2 separate regions of the Homo sapiens genome follow, and region 2 is linked to region 1. The links are chromatin contacts, found by Hi-C in ENCODE. All regions are on one chromosome and are shown on one strand. Each heading gives the region's core, a stretch centred on a gene start or an enhancer-like site at or near the end of the contact. The rest is flanking DNA. Distances are from core to core; before and after follow the strand shown.

Evidence for each region. Hi-C counts contacts between places; a loop is a spot of excess contacts on that map. Pooled maps may share reads with other maps.
Region 2: a pooled map shows a loop between it and region 1 (11-fold over the local background). The contact joins two enhancer-like sites. A Hi-C loop is called at or near these places in 12 of 37 single-sample maps with no recorded cell type and 3 of 50 pooled maps.

Annotation. Positions count from the first base shown.
Region 1 is chr4:90,840,326-90,843,537 of GRCh38, forward strand. All of the region lies in intron 8 of CCSER1 (coiled-coil serine rich protein 1), which reads left to right. Among named protein-coding and RNA genes, the nearest start is that of CCSER1, 710 kb to the left of the region's middle. Within about 2 kb of position 1,531, at least 2 of the 41 ENCODE cell types and tissues checked have a DNase peak (open chromatin) inside an H3K27ac peak, as active enhancers do.
Region 2 is chr4:91,357,940-91,361,289 of GRCh38, forward strand. All of the region lies in intron 10 of CCSER1 (coiled-coil serine rich protein 1), which reads left to right. Among named protein-coding and RNA genes, the nearest start is that of LNCPRESS2, 920 kb to the right of the region's middle. RefSeq lists an enhancer at 1,199-1,358. Within about 2 kb of position 1,377, at least 2 of the 41 ENCODE cell types and tissues checked have a DNase peak (open chromatin) inside an H3K27ac peak, as active enhancers do.

The DNA of each region.
Region 1 (3,212 bases), core at 281-2,780:
TTAACTCTATGACATTAATTTCACCATGGGAAATCTGTAATCTTCATTTTAGAGAAATTAATTGGTAGCAGTACTATTTATGAAGTGCTGTGTGCTCAAATCCTTGAAGAACTTTCCTACATTATGATTAGCCTAAGATGTCTAGCCTGGAGTGTTTCACATTTTTCTAGCTTTGTGATTACATCCTCCCACTAGGTATCTAATGAACTGAAGTAGACCGCCCTGCATTTCAGCAAATTCAGGAGTAAGGTTTTATGAGTATTAAAAAATAATTGAAAATGTCAATATTCAAAATGTTTCATAGTTCATATATTTTATGTCCTCACTACAGTGCCTATGCATATAGCTTAAAGCATATCAACAGAGGGAAAACACTATATTGCAGCAAGAAGCACCCTCATCCATGAAAGCTGTAAAGCTCCTTACTCTTTTTTTTTTTAATAGTTATAACCTTGTATGCAAGTCACTGTGAATTTTGCTGGCAATTGTGGCATTTCTCATCAGAGAGTAAATTCTTCTTCAGGCTGGTAAAATGACATCTGAATAAGAAGGCAGAAAAAAATTTTCAACCTCTTAAAACAACTTCTAAAAATTGCAAGTAGACAGTATCATGTATTGCATAATAGTTACATAAAGCAGATTACCTAAGATTCCCTACAGCTCTAAAACACCATGCCCTGACATGTCCTGATTGAGATTTTTGAGATTTTTACCTGTATTCTAGAGATACTGAGTCAGCAGCTAGAGTAAGTTGTCACTAAATGATGCTTTTCCTGCACTTTGGCAGATAAGATCAGTATCTGAAAACCTCAGCCAATGTAGAAGCTTGAGAATGGCATGTCTTCTGAAAAACAAAGTTTATTAAAATATTAGTTTGTGACTTAGATAACTCATTCTTAAGAAAGCAGGAATGTGGCAGCAAGGGTAGAAACAAACATAGAAGACAATGCTTAATAAAGAAGAAAATATTTGGCCAGGCACAGTGGCTCACGCCTGTCATCCCAGCACTTTGGGAGGCCGAGGCGGGTAGATCACGAGGTGAGGAGATCGAGACCCTCCTGGCTAACACAATGAAACCCCGTCTCTACTAAAAATACAAAAAATTAGCCGGGCGTGGTGGCAGATGCCTGTAGTCCCAGCTACTCGGGAGGCTGAGGCAGGAGAATGGCTTGAACCCTGGAGGCAGAGCTTGCAGTGAGCCGAGATCGCTCCACTGTATTCCAGCCTGGGCGACAGACCGAGACTCTGTCTCAAAAAAAAAAAAAAAAAAAAAGAAGAAGAAGAAAATATTTTGCATGTTTTCCCTGACATAGTCTGGGTCAGGAAACATTTTCTATTAGAACTGTTTATTAGGGCAGTTTTCTTCTTTACCTGTGCTTCTCTCTATTCTGTAGACTTTCAAAAGCTAGGTTGAATCTTTTCACATTATAAATCAAGGTGAAGCTGTATTATTCCTCTTCTGAGTGTTGTCTTGGTACTCTGGAAGTGTGTCTGACTCTCATTCATTATTTCTAACAATAAGCCAAACTCCAAAGTAAAAAACTGTGGTTTCTCTTCTCAGTTAATTCTTATAAGTTGCCCAATGAATGAGAATTTGGGCATGACTCACAAATAGGAACTTATTGTGTTTAATCTACATTCTGCTGTCTGTCTTTTCATATTTCCCTTTTCCTGCATATTGACGTATTTACTGATTTCTCTGTTTTTTTTTTCCCATTAAAAAACACAGCTTGGCATTAGTTTATGCTCAGTAAATGTTAATTACTCCACCTCATTAGCCTTGACTGGACTAATTTGTTAGTCAACATAGCTTATTCTCACTAGTTTCTTATTCAAAACATCTTTAAACAAAGCAAAATTATTTTGAAAGCAAAAACATATATTTTCTTCTGTCTTTTAAAATGACAATTGTTTATTACATTAATAATCTCATTAAAATTCTTGTTATTTTTTCTTTGTCAAGAACAAGTTAGACAGAAAGTGGTTTTTGTATGCTCAAATTTTAATTTCTTGATTGGGTGAGTTCTATGGCTATCTGTTGCTGTTGAAATTTGATAGAACTTCTCAGGGAGAGAGTAAATAGGAAAGTAGTGGGAATGTAGATGCAAAAATGGGTACAGAAATGATTAGTCCAGGGATGAAGCAACATCTGGATTATACAGGAAACTGGTCTAATTTAGTCAGCACTGGAGTCAGAAAGGGAAGGAGGAGGAAATTTGGGAATGTTCAATAGGGCATGGGTTTGGATGTGCAGAAAAGAGACTGTAGTAATTGACCTGACATGTCTGATCATTGAAGAGAACCATCAGAAAATGAAGCAGGAAATAGTAAGAAATGGGCTTAATGTTAGGAAAAATAGCTCCTTCAGGAAAGAGATGTATAAGAAGGATGCAGTTCACTGGTAAGGTATAGGCAGGGATTCTCAGGGAACTAATGCAAAGGGAGTGGGTCATTCAAAGAACCCTCATGGTTAGAGTAACCGTATTCTGGTTTGTCCAAGACAATGCCAGTTCACAAAGTCATTCTTGCATTATTAATGGTTCCCTTTCTCCCAAAAATTTACAGTTTTTATCATGTTTGTAGTCAATACTCAAAAAACATGTGTGAGGAGGCTTTTGCTTGTTAGAACTATGAAATTGCTTTTAGGTTGGCAGAGCACATGAAAGCCATTTCTAGACTTAGTTTGAAGGGGATGACATCTCTTGAAAAGAGTCAGCACAGGTTAATAAATAACCCTTAAGAGCTGCACTGGATGGTTTAAGGCCCAACTTTTCACCACGGATTATTTGCATGACCTTGGGTAAGTTACAAGTTACATAACCTCTCATTTCTTCAGTTTTCTCATCTGCAGTGCAAAGGTAATAATAGTATCTACTTCATGTAATGTGGTAAGGCTTAAATGAGTCAGTGAAAAAAAAAAGTGTGTGTAACATTGTGGCTATTTACTGCTAAACTGGTTCCATTCTGCATCCAGTAAATGTAATTCCTACGGATTTTCAGGTGGCTCTTTGATCTGCTGCATTAAAATGTGGTTACAGGAGAAACTGGTAATAAACTAAGAGTTAGGCCTCAAATAGTTTAAAGCACTTTTCAAATGCAAAATATTCTTAACCTGCATTAATTTATGAGTTGGGTATCATTTTGCTCTTAATGCTTTAGAAAATGATTTAAAATTTTTAAGATTTGACTCATTCTTCAGATTAATTTTTTTC
Region 2 (3,350 bases), core at 127-2,626, 520 kb after region 1:
TTATGTCTTTGGGACTAAGGCCACAAGATTAGAAGTTACCATAATACATGTTACACTGTTAACTTTTAGCAAACTTCACTTTTGTTGAAAACCTTGTAAGTTTGGGATTTCAATTATCCTTTGCTATTAATAAGACCTTGTTTAGTCTAAATTAACTTACAATTGGTTTAGATGGCCTTTTTTTCTCTCTGCTGGTCTTTCCTTTTCTCTCTGCTGCCTCTGCCAGCTGCTTATACTGCTGTTCTTTTAACTACTGTGGGGAGGAAAGGGGGTCTAAAACCAGCTGTTACTGTCTGTGTACGGAAACTGGTCTGGGTGCTTTGGCTTACAGGTTACCTTGTGCCATACCTTTGAAACAAGGGACCTGTCCAGGCTTCCTCAATTCTTTCTTGAATTTTTTTTTTTTTAACATAGTTCCCAGTGGGGTGGGCTTACTTTGTGCCTGACCCACGTTGTTTTTTTTTTTTTTTTCCCGAGACAAAATACCACACTCACACCACACATACCACAAGACAAAGAACAGGTAAAGAGGGCACACACACACTTCTACCGTTTATACCAAACCAAAATCATGAAATTCAAAATCCAAGTATCAAAAAATTCCAGCCAAGTCAAAACCAAAACCAAAGTATCCAGCAATTCAAGTCAAGTCAAAACCAGAACAAGAGTGCCAATGCAGGCACGCTGTGGGTGATCAGGCCACGCTTCCACTCAGATGGAGTGAGGCAAGTTCCAAAGACTAGTCTTACCAAGTTTCAGATGTCCGGACTCCAAGTGCCAGTTCCTTCCTGGTGTTCAGCCACTGTGTTAATCCTCCTCGGGGGCCTGCTATGTGCGCTGCTCTGGCGAGGTGTTCCACTGGGGCAGTTTCCTACCCGGGAGCGCTCTTTGGATCACGTCACTCAGGCTGGCTGGAGTCCCCCTCAGGGATGCTCCACAGGGCAGGCTTAAGTCACCTAAGGGGCTGCCTCAGCTATCCATCAGTCACCTCGCTTCCCAGTCAGGGAACCAAGAAATGTAGCAGGACGAGCCGCAGACAAAACCTCTCAGACACCGAGTTGTAGAAGGAAGGGCTTTATTCAGCTGGGAGCATCGGCAAGCTACTGCCTTAAAATCCGAGTTCCCCAAATGCACAATTTCTGTCCCTTTTAAGGGCTCACAACACTAAAGATTTCACATGAAAGGGTCGTGATTGATTTGAGCAAGCAGGTGGTATGTGACAGGGGCTGCATGCACCAGTGGTCAGAGAGATACAGAACAGGGCAGGGAGTTTCACAATGCTCTACTATACAATGTCTGTAATCTATGAATAACATTGGTTTCTAAGTTATGAGTTGATTTTTAACTACTGGGTTTAGGCCAGGCAGGCCCAGGCCTGGTTTCAGGCCTGGCGCCAGGCTGCCTGTCTTTGGTTTTACTTCCTTGTTGTTTTTCCTTAAAACAGGTACTGAGTATAAAGCAACGTAAAACAATATGAGAGGGTCTCTCTCTTACCTCAATCTCATGTGGAAAACAGTGACTGATAAACTTATGATGGCAAAAGCTGCTACCTATTAAAATTATATGAACATAATGTTATTTTAGAGTAGTTTAATTTTCATTTTTAGGTAAATTCAAACTAGCTTGTGAGGTATTGCTTCTTATTAACAGAAGATAACAACAATATCTCAAGCGATTAGTATCTCAGATCTCATAATTTGGTTGATAAAGGGGTTTCAGGAGAGAAAAGGATATTGAAAAAGGGCTAAGCAATCTTGCGTTGCTGTAGTGAAACAAAGGCAAACATAATTTTGATTTTTTTTAAGAAAATTACATGATGCTGAGTATTGGTGCATAATTTCACGTCCAGCAGTAATCGTTAACAAGAGCAGTTGTCATAGGAATACCAGCAGTGGTGTGGCAGAGGTGGTGGTGGTAATTTTAGTGCAGATAGAAAGCCTTAAAGGAACACCATCTATGTGACAGCCACAGTGCCAAGTGTGACTTGCATTATCTCTTTTATTTTGGCAAACAGATATTAAGGTGAGGGTCAATATTATCCCTGCAAGGTTAGGTTTACACAATTATAAAATTTCAAAGCTGAGATTCAAACTCAGTTGCGTCTCATCCCACAATCCAAGCTATTTTTAAGGGGGGAAATAACATTCATTATGATTAATGGTAGTGTGGCACCATATAGTTCAAAATTTGAAATTGAAAGAGTATTTAGAAATCCTGAGTTTTAGGGTTGACTCTGCTATGCTATAAAATTGATGTGTGGGAAAGATACTTCTGTTCCCCGAGTCTGCAAATGAGCATACCAATGCCATTTTTCTTCCAGATTTGTTCTGGTAAACACATGATTGCATAAAAATAATATGAAAAAAAGATCTACTAAAAATTGATTTAAACTGTGTAGACATTAAGAGAGCTCTTATAAAATGCTATTCACTACATTATGAACTGGGAATAAAACTAATAGTTAAGACACAAACCTTCAAATGTCAAAAAAAAATTGGGGTCCATACAACTGTACAAGAAAAAATCTGAGTACATTATGCATCCATTCATGTTTAATGATTGTAGTAGACATCTGTAATTTTTACCCATTAAGCCAGCCTCCTAGTAAGAGACCCATCTCTTCCCCAATCCCAGATCCCTGTGTTTTGGATAGGATGCCTTCCATCCTTTGTGTCCAAGGATAGACCCTATAGCTCGAGCTCAGCCAACAAGACAGCCATAACCACAGTAACTGATGTAGAAGAAGGTTTATGGCACAAGCCTAGGTGAAAAAACAGAGAGAGAGAGAAAGAGAGAGAAAGGATGCTACATTTGACACATTTTTTCCAACTTTTCTTCTTTATTGGATGTCTCATTTATATGAGCCAGCAAATTCCTGTCTATTGAAAGCTAGGTTGCACTGGTTTTCTCTTACCTGTAGTTAAGAATGCAAATCAGTAATAGGATGGAGGAGGTTATAAATGAGCCAGGATTTTGAATATGCCAGGAAGACTGATTTAGACAGTGTAGTTATGTGAACTCCTTTGAGATAAAAAGCTGAGCTTGGAGTCAATGAAATTCTTCAGCTTTCATAAGATGGTAGGTATTTAAATAAGGTCTTGAAGAGTTAAATCTAAATAGATGAAACCAAAGTTATCACAGAGGGGGAGGAAATGGCCTTTTTTTTAGTCTAGCAGATGCTAGACCAGAAATAAATATTTCACATATATGTTTTATTAGCTAAAGGATGTGTTTTGTTATTATTATTCTTGGTCATTAATTTCACAGAAACATATATTAAGGTATTCATTAAATCTCAAAGGTTTAAGGAATTTTGGTTCCTTTTATGGTCCAGCACAAATTATGAAGAA